Linked DNA regions of Homo sapiens: region 2 is linked to region 1. Evidence: read pairs that join two places in POLR2A ChIA-PET (ENCODE). Cell type or tissue: CD4-positive, alpha-beta T cell. All regions are shown on one strand. Links, peaks and the distances in the headings refer to the core of each region. The heading gives the core; the rest is flanking DNA. Region 1 overlaps HNRNPM (heterogeneous nuclear ribonucleoprotein M). Region 2 overlaps ADAMTS10 (ADAM metallopeptidase with thrombospondin type 1 motif 10).

Evidence for each region. Peaks named below come from ENCODE experiments on the same cell type or tissue, not always from the same donor. Only the 100,000 strongest peaks of a DNase experiment are listed, where the experiment ranks them.
Region 2: POLR2A ChIA-PET joins it to region 1 with 5 read pairs; 4 of 35 experiments call an interaction of 5 or more read pairs at or near these places.

Annotation. Positions count from the first base shown.
Region 1 is chr19:8,484,276-8,489,637 of GRCh38, forward strand. It overlaps HNRNPM (heterogeneous nuclear ribonucleoprotein M), which reads left to right. Exons shown (of 16, transcript NM_005968.5): 14 at 1,328-2,130; 15 at 2,749-2,800; 16 at 4,416-4,839. The coding sequence ends at 4,579. Among named protein-coding and RNA genes, the nearest start is that of PRAM1, 16 kb to the right of the region's middle. RefSeq lists enhancers at 2,905-2,994, 3,285-3,334. In CD4-positive, alpha-beta T cell, for the core only: CTCF peaks have their summits at 3,197 and 3,398; DNase peaks (open chromatin) are centred at 249 and 3,206; H3K27ac peaks cover 1,916 bases.
Region 2 is chr19:8,590,150-8,595,511 of GRCh38, forward strand. ADAMTS10 (ADAM metallopeptidase with thrombospondin type 1 motif 10) reads right to left here. Exons shown (of 26, transcript NM_030957.4): 13 at 2,614-2,721; 14 at 1,809-1,954; 15 at 1,651-1,714. Among named protein-coding and RNA genes, the nearest start is that of MYO1F, 15 kb to the left of the region's middle. RefSeq lists an enhancer at 1,652-2,250. In CD4-positive, alpha-beta T cell, for the core only: no CTCF peak of the experiment used is centred there; a DNase peak (open chromatin) is centred at 2,492; H3K4me3 peaks cover 1,572 bases.

The DNA of each region.
Region 1 (5,362 bases), core at 147-5,146:
AAGCGATTCTCCTGCCTCAGCCTCCCAAGTAGCTGGGACTACGGGCGCACGCCACCATACCCAGCTAATTTTTGCAATTTTAGTAGAGATGGGGTTTCACCATGTTGGCCAGGCTGGTCGCGAACTCCTGACCTTGTTCCGCCCGCCTTGGCCTCCCAAAGTACTGGGATTACAGGCATGAGCCACCACACCCAGCTGCCCCACCTCATTTCTGATGCCTTTGGGCAAAGTGCCCATTCTCGCTAGGTTCCTTATACTGTGGGGAAGTTCTGAGACGTCTCCCCTCTGAAAGTCACACATTCTTAGAGTCGGGCCTGCTTTGGCCGCTCACTGTGTGCTGTGCAGCTAGAGAAGCAGGCGCGGTGTGGCCAGTTACAGAGCCAGTTAGAGAAACTGCCCAGTTTCCTCTTGAATTGGTATCTTTGACTAGGCTGCTTGGGTCGGTCACAGGCTGGCTCTGGGCTGATGGCCACTCTCAGAGGCAAGCGACAGGGTTTCGGGGAGGAGCCCCAAACTCGGCATGTGGAAAGGGGTGGCCTTGCTGACGGAGCCAGACCCTGCTTTCCAGAGTTGCAAGCACCACGGGTGGGGGCGTCCCTTCGTTCTGCTGACTGACCCCCAGCCGCTACCAGAGCCCACTCTGCAGTGCCATCAACATCTTCTTTCCAAAGCCAGCAAGTCATTTGGTTTCCCTGACAATAGGGTCCCCAAAAGTGGCCAGCTGTGTGCATTTGTACACAGAGGATCTCTCGGTGTGTGTTTTTTTGACCTCTGCTTGATGGTGTGGCCGAAAATCCTTTCTCTGTGCCCTGGGAGCGCTGAGGAAATGCAGCCAGAGTGGCCCCCAGCAGAGCATCCTAGAGGGACAGGCTGGGAGGGGAAGGTGGGAGTGACTCCGACTTGTCTCCACATAACTCCTGTTCATTACCCTGGGTGGCCCCCCGAGTGGGGGGTGTCCATGCCTCCCCCTGGAGCATTTCTCAGTGTCTGCTGATGGAGAAACCTCAGATGTCTCAGGAATTGACGTCCATGGTTCACAAAGCTTGTCACAGACACTAGCACCTCACAGACACACATACAGGGGTGTTCTTTAGAAGTTGTGTTATGGAAATCTCAGCTGTGGCATAGAGCAGAGAGAATGCTGGGAGGCCCCCATGTGCCCACCACACAGCTGTAGCTGTTGTCAACATTTGAGGGGTGTCTTAATGGTAAATTATGGTGGGCCTTTACCCCTGATCCATGCCCATGAGCTGAAGTGGTCTGGCGTGTTGTGCACACGCACACTCAAGTTCTTGACACCCACCTGTGTTTTGTGTCCCTGTTTCAGGTGGAGGTGGAGGAAGCGTCCCTGGGATCGAGAGGATGGGTCCTGGCATTGACCGCCTCGGGGGTGCCGGCATGGAGCGCATGGGCGCGGGCCTGGGCCACGGCATGGATCGCGTGGGCTCCGAGATCGAGCGCATGGGCCTGGTCATGGACCGCATGGGCTCCGTGGAGCGCATGGGCTCCGGCATTGAGCGCATGGGCCCGCTGGGCCTCGACCACATGGCCTCCAGCATTGAGCGCATGGGCCAGACCATGGAGCGCATTGGCTCTGGCGTGGAGCGCATGGGTGCCGGCATGGGCTTCGGCCTTGAGCGCATGGCCGCTCCCATCGACCGTGTGGGCCAGACCATTGAGCGCATGGGCTCTGGCGTGGAGCGCATGGGCCCTGCCATCGAGCGCATGGGCCTGAGCATGGAGCGCATGGTGCCCGCAGGTATGGGAGCTGGCCTGGAGCGCATGGGCCCCGTGATGGATCGCATGGCCACCGGCCTGGAGCGCATGGGCGCCAACAATCTGGAGCGGATGGGCCTGGAGCGCATGGGCGCCAACAGCCTCGAGCGCATGGGCCTGGAGCGCATGGGTGCCAACAGCCTCGAGCGCATGGGCCCTGCCATGGGCCCGGCCCTGGGCGCTGGCATTGAGCGCATGGGCCTGGCCATGGGTGGCGGTGGCGGTGCCAGCTTTGACCGTGCCATCGAGATGGAGCGTGGCAACTTCGGAGGAAGCTTCGCAGGTTCCTTTGGTGGAGCTGGAGGCCATGCTCCTGGGGTGGCCAGGAAGGCCTGCCAGATATTTGTGAGAAATGTAAGTGGCTCTTGGGGAACTTCTTGGTGGTGGTGAGCATGAGGGGACAGGGGAGGCAAAGATCAGCAGGATGAAGTCAGAGGTGGCGCCCTTCAAAGGGGACCACACCTCCTTGCCACTGTCCCAAACGTTTTATGCTAGTGGGACAAGTAAGGAATGTGAGAACTGTGGGTTCTGGAAGAGCCTGGGCTTCTCCACTGTGCTAGAATATGGAGCAGACGCTGAGCTCAGAGACTCCAGTTTCTGATTGGTTGGCTTGAAGAGGCACTATGTGTTGCACGATGGTCCAGGGAAAGAAGTGGCTGTAACGGAATTATTTTCCCCAGCTCAGCCACCCTTAGCCACTATTTAGTGACTGTGGGCTGCGCACCGCAGGCCTGAGTGTCCCATCCTGCACGGTGCTCCCACAGGCAGAGCCCCAGGGAGGGAGCTGGCTGTGCCGCTTCACAGCCTTGTCCCACATGTATCTATTAGTTTCCTGCTGATCGCCTCAGTCTGAAGGGCAGCCAGCTTCTCGGTATAGTGAGAAATCTAGCATGGCCCTCAGAGCCAGCTGCAAGGCATGCCTTAGGATTTGGTTTAATCACGCATCAGTCTCCCTTTTCTTCTCCCCTTCAGCTGCCATTCGATTTCACATGGAAGATGCTAAAGGACAAATTCAACGAGTGCGGTAAGTGTTGGGAACGGCTTTGTAGGTGCTTCCCTCGTGCTTGTTGGTGACGCAGCCGAGTCAGCAGCAAAACCTCCCTCCCAGCCCCCTCCGTCGGCTCAGGACCCATGGCCTTGCCATGTTCTGCCCACGCCAATGCTCAGGCAGGTTGTTGAGTGTCCTGTGATGTGTCACATGTTTTTCAGCTGTGTTCTCATTTCATCCTTACTTCCTTTTTTCTTTTTGAGTCTTTGAAACAAGGTAGTAGTGTCCCCATTTCACAGATGAGTCAGGCAGAGTCTTCCTTCTGAGGTTACCTGGCTTCTAGGTGGCAAGGCTAAATAAATACATCCCAGACGAGGTCGCTTTCCCCTCAGCACAGCTGGTGTGGGGCCTCGGAGAGAACACAGCCCAGCAGGTGCCATGGGGAGGCGGTGCAGGCTCTGGGCACACAGCAGCTCCTGTGAGGGTGAGGCTAAGGTCTTGTGGTTTCCTGGCACATCGGGCAACTCTTCTGGAGGGCTCTGTCTGTGGCTGAAAGCAAGTTGTCTTCCTTCCCTGCCCTCCAGGGTGAGCCCCCACCCCGCATGCACCACCTCTGTTCTTTTTAGCTAGAGGGGCCTGAGCTAGAGGTCTGGGCAGCTGCTTCCGCACTGTCCTCCCGCTTCCTGTTTCAGCAGTGGCTCCGATTTCACCACCATTGCTGCTTCTCCATGGTTCTTGGGGCAAGCCGTTGAGTCATGATCTGCCTCTTTGCTCCATTCTTCACCTCTTTCCCCACTCCTGAGTTCCCATGTTGTAGCTAGATATTCTGAAAAGGCCAGTGGGATCACAGCGCCCCCAGCCCCCACTTTTGCAATGCCTGGAGCGGCCCTGTGCCTTCAAGAGGAAGTCCAGACTCACAAGCCCCTTGAAGACCTGGTCCTATCCTCCTCCATCTCCCTCCTGTCCCAGAACCTGAGCGGCAAGTGCTGCACGTGTCCCGCAATGCTCTCGTGTGAGCCAATTACTGGCAAGTCTTCTTTCTGGTGAATTTCTGTGTAAGCTCACTCAGAACTTGCCCCTGAGGACCCCTCCACCCTACCTGCCCTGGGCCCTCTCTTAGGCACTGAGTTCCCACCTCTGGCATTGTGGCCCTACCACCTTTGGTACTCCTGGAGTAGAGCCTTTGCCCTCTAGGGCTCTGTCCACGGCGTTGACACATATCTGGATGCTTAACGGGTGCTCAAATGAATAAGTGAAACCTGCTGGCTTTCATTTGGACAGTACAGACGTGTCCATTGGATTGCGGATGGCTTTGTAACCAGGGGCGGTGGCATATCAAAAATGAAGACTTTGTAAAATGTATGGGAACTTTCTGCCTATAAAGCTGGCTTTACACTGCGCCTTCTTTTTTGAACTTCCTGAAGCGTAAAGGCGTGCATTGAATCCGCCAGGAAGGCTTTTCATGGGGCAGGGGCAGGCTCTGTTAGCAGAAGAATGGCAGTGTGGCTGAGGGGGCCGTAGTCATTGGTTCTCGCCATTGTATTCTGAGCCTTTGTGCTCTAGGCTTCAGGGCCTCTCCTTTTTGACTCTGTCCACCAAAATCTAACAAAATCGGGACTGAGTGTCGTCTCTTCTTCCCTCCCTGTCCTAGGCCACGTGCTGTACGCCGACATCAAGATGGAGAATGGGAAGTCCAAGGGGTGTGGCGTGGTTAAGTTCGAGTCGCCAGAGGTGGCCGAGAGAGCCTGCCGGATGATGAATGGCATGAAGCTGAGTGGCCGAGAGATTGACGTTCGAATTGATAGAAACGCTTAAGCAGTTGCCTTTTTTAAACATCGATACGAGACCTCTGAATTTGTATTTTTTCTTGTTAACCATTTTAATTTGTTGGCTGGATGTATAAAGATGTTTAAAAAATTCAGTTGCTTTTTGGGGTAATTTGAATTACTTTTTTAATGACTGGGGTTCCATTTGACTGTTTGCATTGAGATTGCAATGTGCGCAATTTTTTTTGTAGTTGTGGCATCTTGTTGACATCGAATATGACTTTGATAATAAATACCGGTTCCTGAAAACGGCCTGCTTGTGTGTGCTGTGTGGGCAACCACGCGAGGTGTGGGGAGCTGGGGTCACTCGAGCTTCCAGTCCAAGCAGCAGGGATCTCATCCCCTCTCTTGCTTGTCTGAGGCCCCAGGGGTGGGTGCCTGCCCACAGATGGGGGGAGACTCTTCCCTGGAAACTGCCTTCCTGTGGGCTGTAATCCCCCGGCTTACAATGGAGCGTTTGGCTGTTTAGAGCCTTCTGAGGCCAGGCGCGGTGGTTCATGGCTGTAGTCCCAGCTACTCAGGAGGCTGAGGCAGGAGAATCACTCGAACCCAGGAGGCGGAGGTTGCAGTGAGTGAGATCGCGCCACTGCACTCCAGCCTGGGCAACAGAGCAAGACTCCGTCTCAAAAAAAAAAAAAAAAAAGCCCCCCGAAAGCCATCCTGTCTCCCTGTTGTGAAGTTAACGCCCTGGGGCACAGGCCCTGCCTGAGTCAGGCTTGTTCTCTGGCTTTTTTTTTTTCCTGCTGAAACAGACCAAACTGTGTGCCACCTT
Region 2 (5,362 bases), core at 263-5,262, 110 kb after region 1:
GCCTGGGCTGGGCGTGTAGACACATCTGGGATAGGACTGGATCCCTCATTAGAGGTCTGAGGGTGAGCTGGGCAGGACACACCTGGGTTTCTGGTTCCAGGCTATGGAATCTTTCTTGCTTGCTTGCATTTTTTTTCTTTTTTGAGACAGAATCTCACTCTGTCGCCCAGGCTGGGGTACAGTGCATGATCTTAGCTCATTGCAACCTCCATCTCCTGGGTTCAAGCAATTCTTCTGCCTCAGCCTCCCGAGTAGCTGGGATTACAGGTGCATGCCACTATGCCTGGCTAATTTTTGCATTATTTATTTATTTATTTATTTATTTTTAGACAGAGTTTCGCTCTCGTTGCCCTAGTTGGAGTGCAGTGACACAATCTCGGCTCACTGCAACCTCCGCTTCCTGGATTCAAGTGATTCTCCTGCCTCAGCCTCCCAAGTAGCTGGGACTACAGGCGCGTGCCACCACGCCTGGCTAATTTTTTGTATTTTTAGTAGAGACGGGGTTTCACCATGTTAGCCAGGCTGGTCTCGAACTCCTGACCTCAGGTGATTGACCCGCCTCGGCCTCCCAAAGTGCTGGGATTGCAGGCATGAGCCACCTCATCCGGCCTAATTTTTGTATTTTTAGTAGAGATGGGGTTTTGCCATGTTGGCCAGGATGGTCTCGAACTCCTGACCTCAGGTGATCTGCCTGCCTCAGCCTCCCAAAGTGCTGGGATTATAGGTGTGAGCCACTGCACCTGGCCACATGGAGTCTTTCTTGAGAGAGAAGGTCTGGAAGGGATCAGGGTTTATAGAAAGTGCTAGCATGTGGATTCTCTGAAGACCTGGTTCCCCCCAGCTGGGAGGCTGAAAAGTCCAAAGCTCTCACTGCCCTCTAAAACACCCCCTCCCCAGTAAACTTCTCACTGCTCACTGATGGTTGCAGGTCAGCTGAGGGCACAAGCAGAGGACAGACACCTGTCACTGGGTTTGGTGAGAGGAAGCTTCAGCTACAACTTTGGGGGATGACAGAAGGCAGGGGTAGGACTCTTCAGGGGAAGTTGGGCTGTAAAGGGAGGGGAGAGACTGGATGGTAGGGGGTTGTGAGGGCCAAGCAGTGATTTCAAGGTGGGGGCTTGTAGTCTAAATGTAGGAGGAAAAGAGAGCTGGAAGGAGCCAGGTCTTTAAGGAGGAGGGGTTGGGGACGAGAAGGTGGTGGGGGTCAGGGAGAGGAGGGAAGAGAGGGGTGGCGGCTGCAGGTTCCCCAGGAGGCAGCAGGTGCCTGGATGAAGCACTCTGATAGCGTTTTTGTTTTTTTTTTTTTTTTTGAGATGGAGTTTCGCTCTGTCACCCAGGCTGGAGTGCAGTGGTGCGATCTCGGCTCACTGCAGCCTCCGCCTCCCGGGTTCAAGCGATTCTCCTGCCTCAGCCTCCCGAGTAGCTGGGATTACAGGCGCCTGCCACCACGCCCAGCTAATTTTTGTATTTTTAGTAGAGACGGGGTTTCACTATGTTAGCCAGGATGGTCTCGATCTCCTGACCTCGTGATCCGCCTGCCTTGGCCTCCCAAAGTGTTGGGATTACAGGCGTGAGCCACGGTGCCCGGCCTCTGATAGCTGTTTTTAATGCTTCCTCCCCCCACCCCTCAAGGGGTTTGGGGGAACTCACATCCGTGTTGCAGGAGCGGTGCCGCCTTCTCTCACCCAGACAGTACTTGCCCCCGATGGTTGGCCTGGAAAGGGTGGTGGGATAGGAGAGGGATGAGGCAGTGGGCGATGGGGGCAGGGGTCGCGCTGCCCTCCCGGGTGGGGGTCCTGAGGGCTGACCTGGGGCTGTCGCAGTGACGGCTAGAAGAGGACACGCCGCCGCCACAGGTCCGGCTGCAGTCGCCCCATGGAGTCCACGGCCCCCAGGCTCCGTCCACACCCTCTGGGCGCGACCCAAAGGGGACACAGACCCGTTTGTAGCACCACTGGGTGGGGGGAGACAGGAAGGAGTGAGTCCAGCCCGGAGGACACTCGTCGGCCCCATGCACCGTTCCCCACTCCAGGCCCCAGCCAGAGATATCAGCCTCTCCGGGATGGGCAGAGGCGGGGTCTGAACATGCGAACAGAGTCAGGTTACGTAGGAGAGTGGTCTGGGAGACAGACCAGGTACAAGCGAGAGGCGTGGCCTGAGCACAGGGTGCTTAACGGGGAGGGGTGTAGACAGGACCACGATAAGCGTGGAGACGAGGTGGGGCGTGGCTTCAGGCTGGGGAGGGGAGGTCTACAGGCAGTAGGCGTGGCCAGAGCCGAGGGCAGCACAGGGGATGGGCGTGGCCAATGAGGGAGAGAGCAAACAGTAGGCGTGGCCAGAGCCGTGGGAATCATTACACGGTGGGCGTGGCCAACGCGGGAGGGAGTTAAACAGTAGGCGTGGCCAGAACCAAGGGACGCATAGACGGTGGGCGTGGCCAACGCGGGAAGGAGCAAGCAGTAGGCGTGGCCACAGCCGAGGGAGCACAAATGGCGGGCGTGGCCAATGTGGGAGGGAGCAGATAATAGGCCGAAGGACAGGCGGGTAGGCGTGGCCAACGCGGGAGGTGGCTCAGGGGGCGTGGCCCAGTTGGGGGCCCTGGCCGGCGCTCACCCCCTTGTCGATGGTGTGCGTCTGGCACAGCGTGCCCTCGGCGGCCGGGATGCTGTTGGTGATGCACCGGTTGCTCTTGCTCAGACACCACAGCTCGCTGCAGACCTCCTGCGGGCCGAGGTGCCCGCTCAGGCTCGCCCCCCTCCCTTCCTCCCTGGGGCAGCCCGCCCGGCTTGGGAGGACCCAGATGTCCGGCTCACTGCCGGTCCCAGAGCAGAGAGCCCGGTGCTCCCTTCCTGGCTCGCGGTGGGTCTTCGTGCATCCCCTTGCGGGGCATGGCCTGTGACTTATACTCTCCCAATAAGCTCCATTTATGGAGCACTTTATACATGCCATATACCTCTTTAGGCAGTACTACCCCATCTTACTGGGAGAAAACCAAGCTTCAGACAGGTAAGGTCACACAGCTACTAAGGGAATAGCCTGGAGTTTAACCCAGCTCTTTAATTCAGAGTCTGTGCTCTAACGAACTTTGCAATTCAGTTCCTGGTGCCTTCTGAGTTTCTGGAAGGAAACGTGGGAACTGCTGAGGAATGAACAGGAAGGATTTGGGGTTCTTTTATGGGATGGGCAAAGTAGCCGAAGAGAAAGTGGTGGTTCTGAGAAATCGGCCTGGATGATGACTAGGCCAACGGCCTCATCTCTAGTTTTTTCCAGCTGTTGGTTCTCTTTGTTCCCCCATCTAAACTGGAGAAGCCCCCAACACTTTTAAGCTATGTGGAGGGGTGGGAGTTTGGGAGGGGACAATGCCGAGTTAGGTCTGTGTGGGACATGCCTCTCTTTCTCCAGGTGAAAAATCAGCCCCACCTTCTTCCCGTCTGAATCCTGGATGGGCTGAACTAGTCCCAGGGACTCACTCTGACTCTTAAAGTCCAGGTTAATATCCCTGGAGAAGCCCCAGTGAGTTCAGGTGAAGCAAAATCTCTGACCCTCTTGGCCCACATCCTAAGCAACCTCCCAGCGTCTTTCCTCTAAAAAGTAGGTGGTCCTCTCTGACCCTCTTGGCCCACATCCTAAGCAACCTCCCAGCGTCTTTCCTCTAAGAAGTAGGTGGTCCTTCTGTAATTATCAAGTGTAATCCCCGCTTTGAACCCAATTCTTGTAAGCTTTCCAGATGTGGGACTGGATCGATCAATGGCCACAGGAAAGGACCCTTCCTAGGTCAGCCCCTGAGAGATACCTGTACATATGTAAGAAGCTGGAAGAGTTGTTCTCAAATACATTCTCCCTCAAAGGTCCTCTAGAATCTCTGCCTTCTGCCTTATAGAGGACATTTCTCAGCTAAAAACTCAGACTGTGTCCTCTTGGCCATATCTAAAAATATCACATCAGTCCTGTCGCAATCCCACTTCTGACACCTCTTCAAGATAATGATTTCAGCTCTGCTTTTGTCCTCCTCTCCACAAGGAGGCACTGTGGCATATTTGAGTTGTGCAGAGACCTCAATTCTGCTACCAACTTGCAATATATTTCCCCTCTCTGGGCCTCAGTTTACTCATCTACAAGATGGGCAGCCTAATGCCTGTCTTGCCTATATAAATGGCTATGAGGCACGTGACAGGATAGATAAGAAAGGACTTGCACCAATGCCATTATGGGGTAACAATGACCACCACTATCTCTGGACCAGGCACCAGGCTGAACCCTTTACATATATTAACCAGTTCACATTTAGTAAATAAATCCCCCTTTGCCAAGATGGCCTGAAAGATGTTCCTTCAAAAACTAAAAGGAAGGCTCAATTCAACATATAGCCAGTGCCAGCCCAAGCTTGATATTTTGACAGCTCCTCCCCTCCCCTGCCCCTTTGTAAAATTTAGAGAGTCATGAGAGACCTGGATTTAAATCCCAGCTCTGTCATGGTCTCAAACTGTGGCCTTGGACAAGTCATCCTCCCTATGCTATGGCTCAGTCCCTTCCTCTGTAACGTGGGGGCTAGCAGGATTGTCAGGAGTTTAGATGGTGACACACAGCACATGCTTAGCCCATAGTGAGAGCTCAGTAAATGTCAGACACCATGATCATTGTTAGGATACCTGGGTCACAGCAGATGTTGAGGAGTAGCTTCAGAATTCTTTAGGAATTCCTTAGAGGGTGCTGCAGTTACCAGCTAAGTTAGGATGTTGGGGGGTGTCAAGGGTGGAATGTCAGTGAAATAGAAATTGTTCCAGGGTTTGTCTCTGTCTTGCAGTGGAATGAAGGGAGGGCAATTTGGCAGCTGCTTGCCCTCTGCTTTGCATTAACATGGCATCACAAAAACTCTGATCGTTTGAGTTGTGATAGTGTGAAGAACTGGGGCTGAACCTGGGCCCCTAGGGCTGAGACTGTGAGGAGCTTAGGGGTGCATTTAGGGAATCGAGGCAGGTGGGCAGAGGAGGAGCAGATCCTGGCTGAACCTTGGTGGCTGAAGCAGGAAGCCAGCAGGTCTTCAGCTTCCTGGGGGGAGCTGGGAGTGGAACCTCCTGCCCCCCAATGCCCTTCTCTATGCACGAATGGGGCTTTGGGAATCTAAACCTCAGGAAAGGGTGGGGAGAGGTCAGGAGGCTCAGAGCTCCTCCAGACAGGGAGTCCCTGGAAGGTTCTGTCTAGTTCTTTGCCAAGTAGGAAAGATGGCTCATCCCCAGGGAAATTATTTCCGTCAGGACTGGATGTTTAGTTAAAAACTGCCCCGTGAGAGGTCTTGAGACTTTGATCCTGCTGTAGCCCACAGGGGGTGTGATGTGCCAGACAGAAGCTGGCCCCCCAGCCC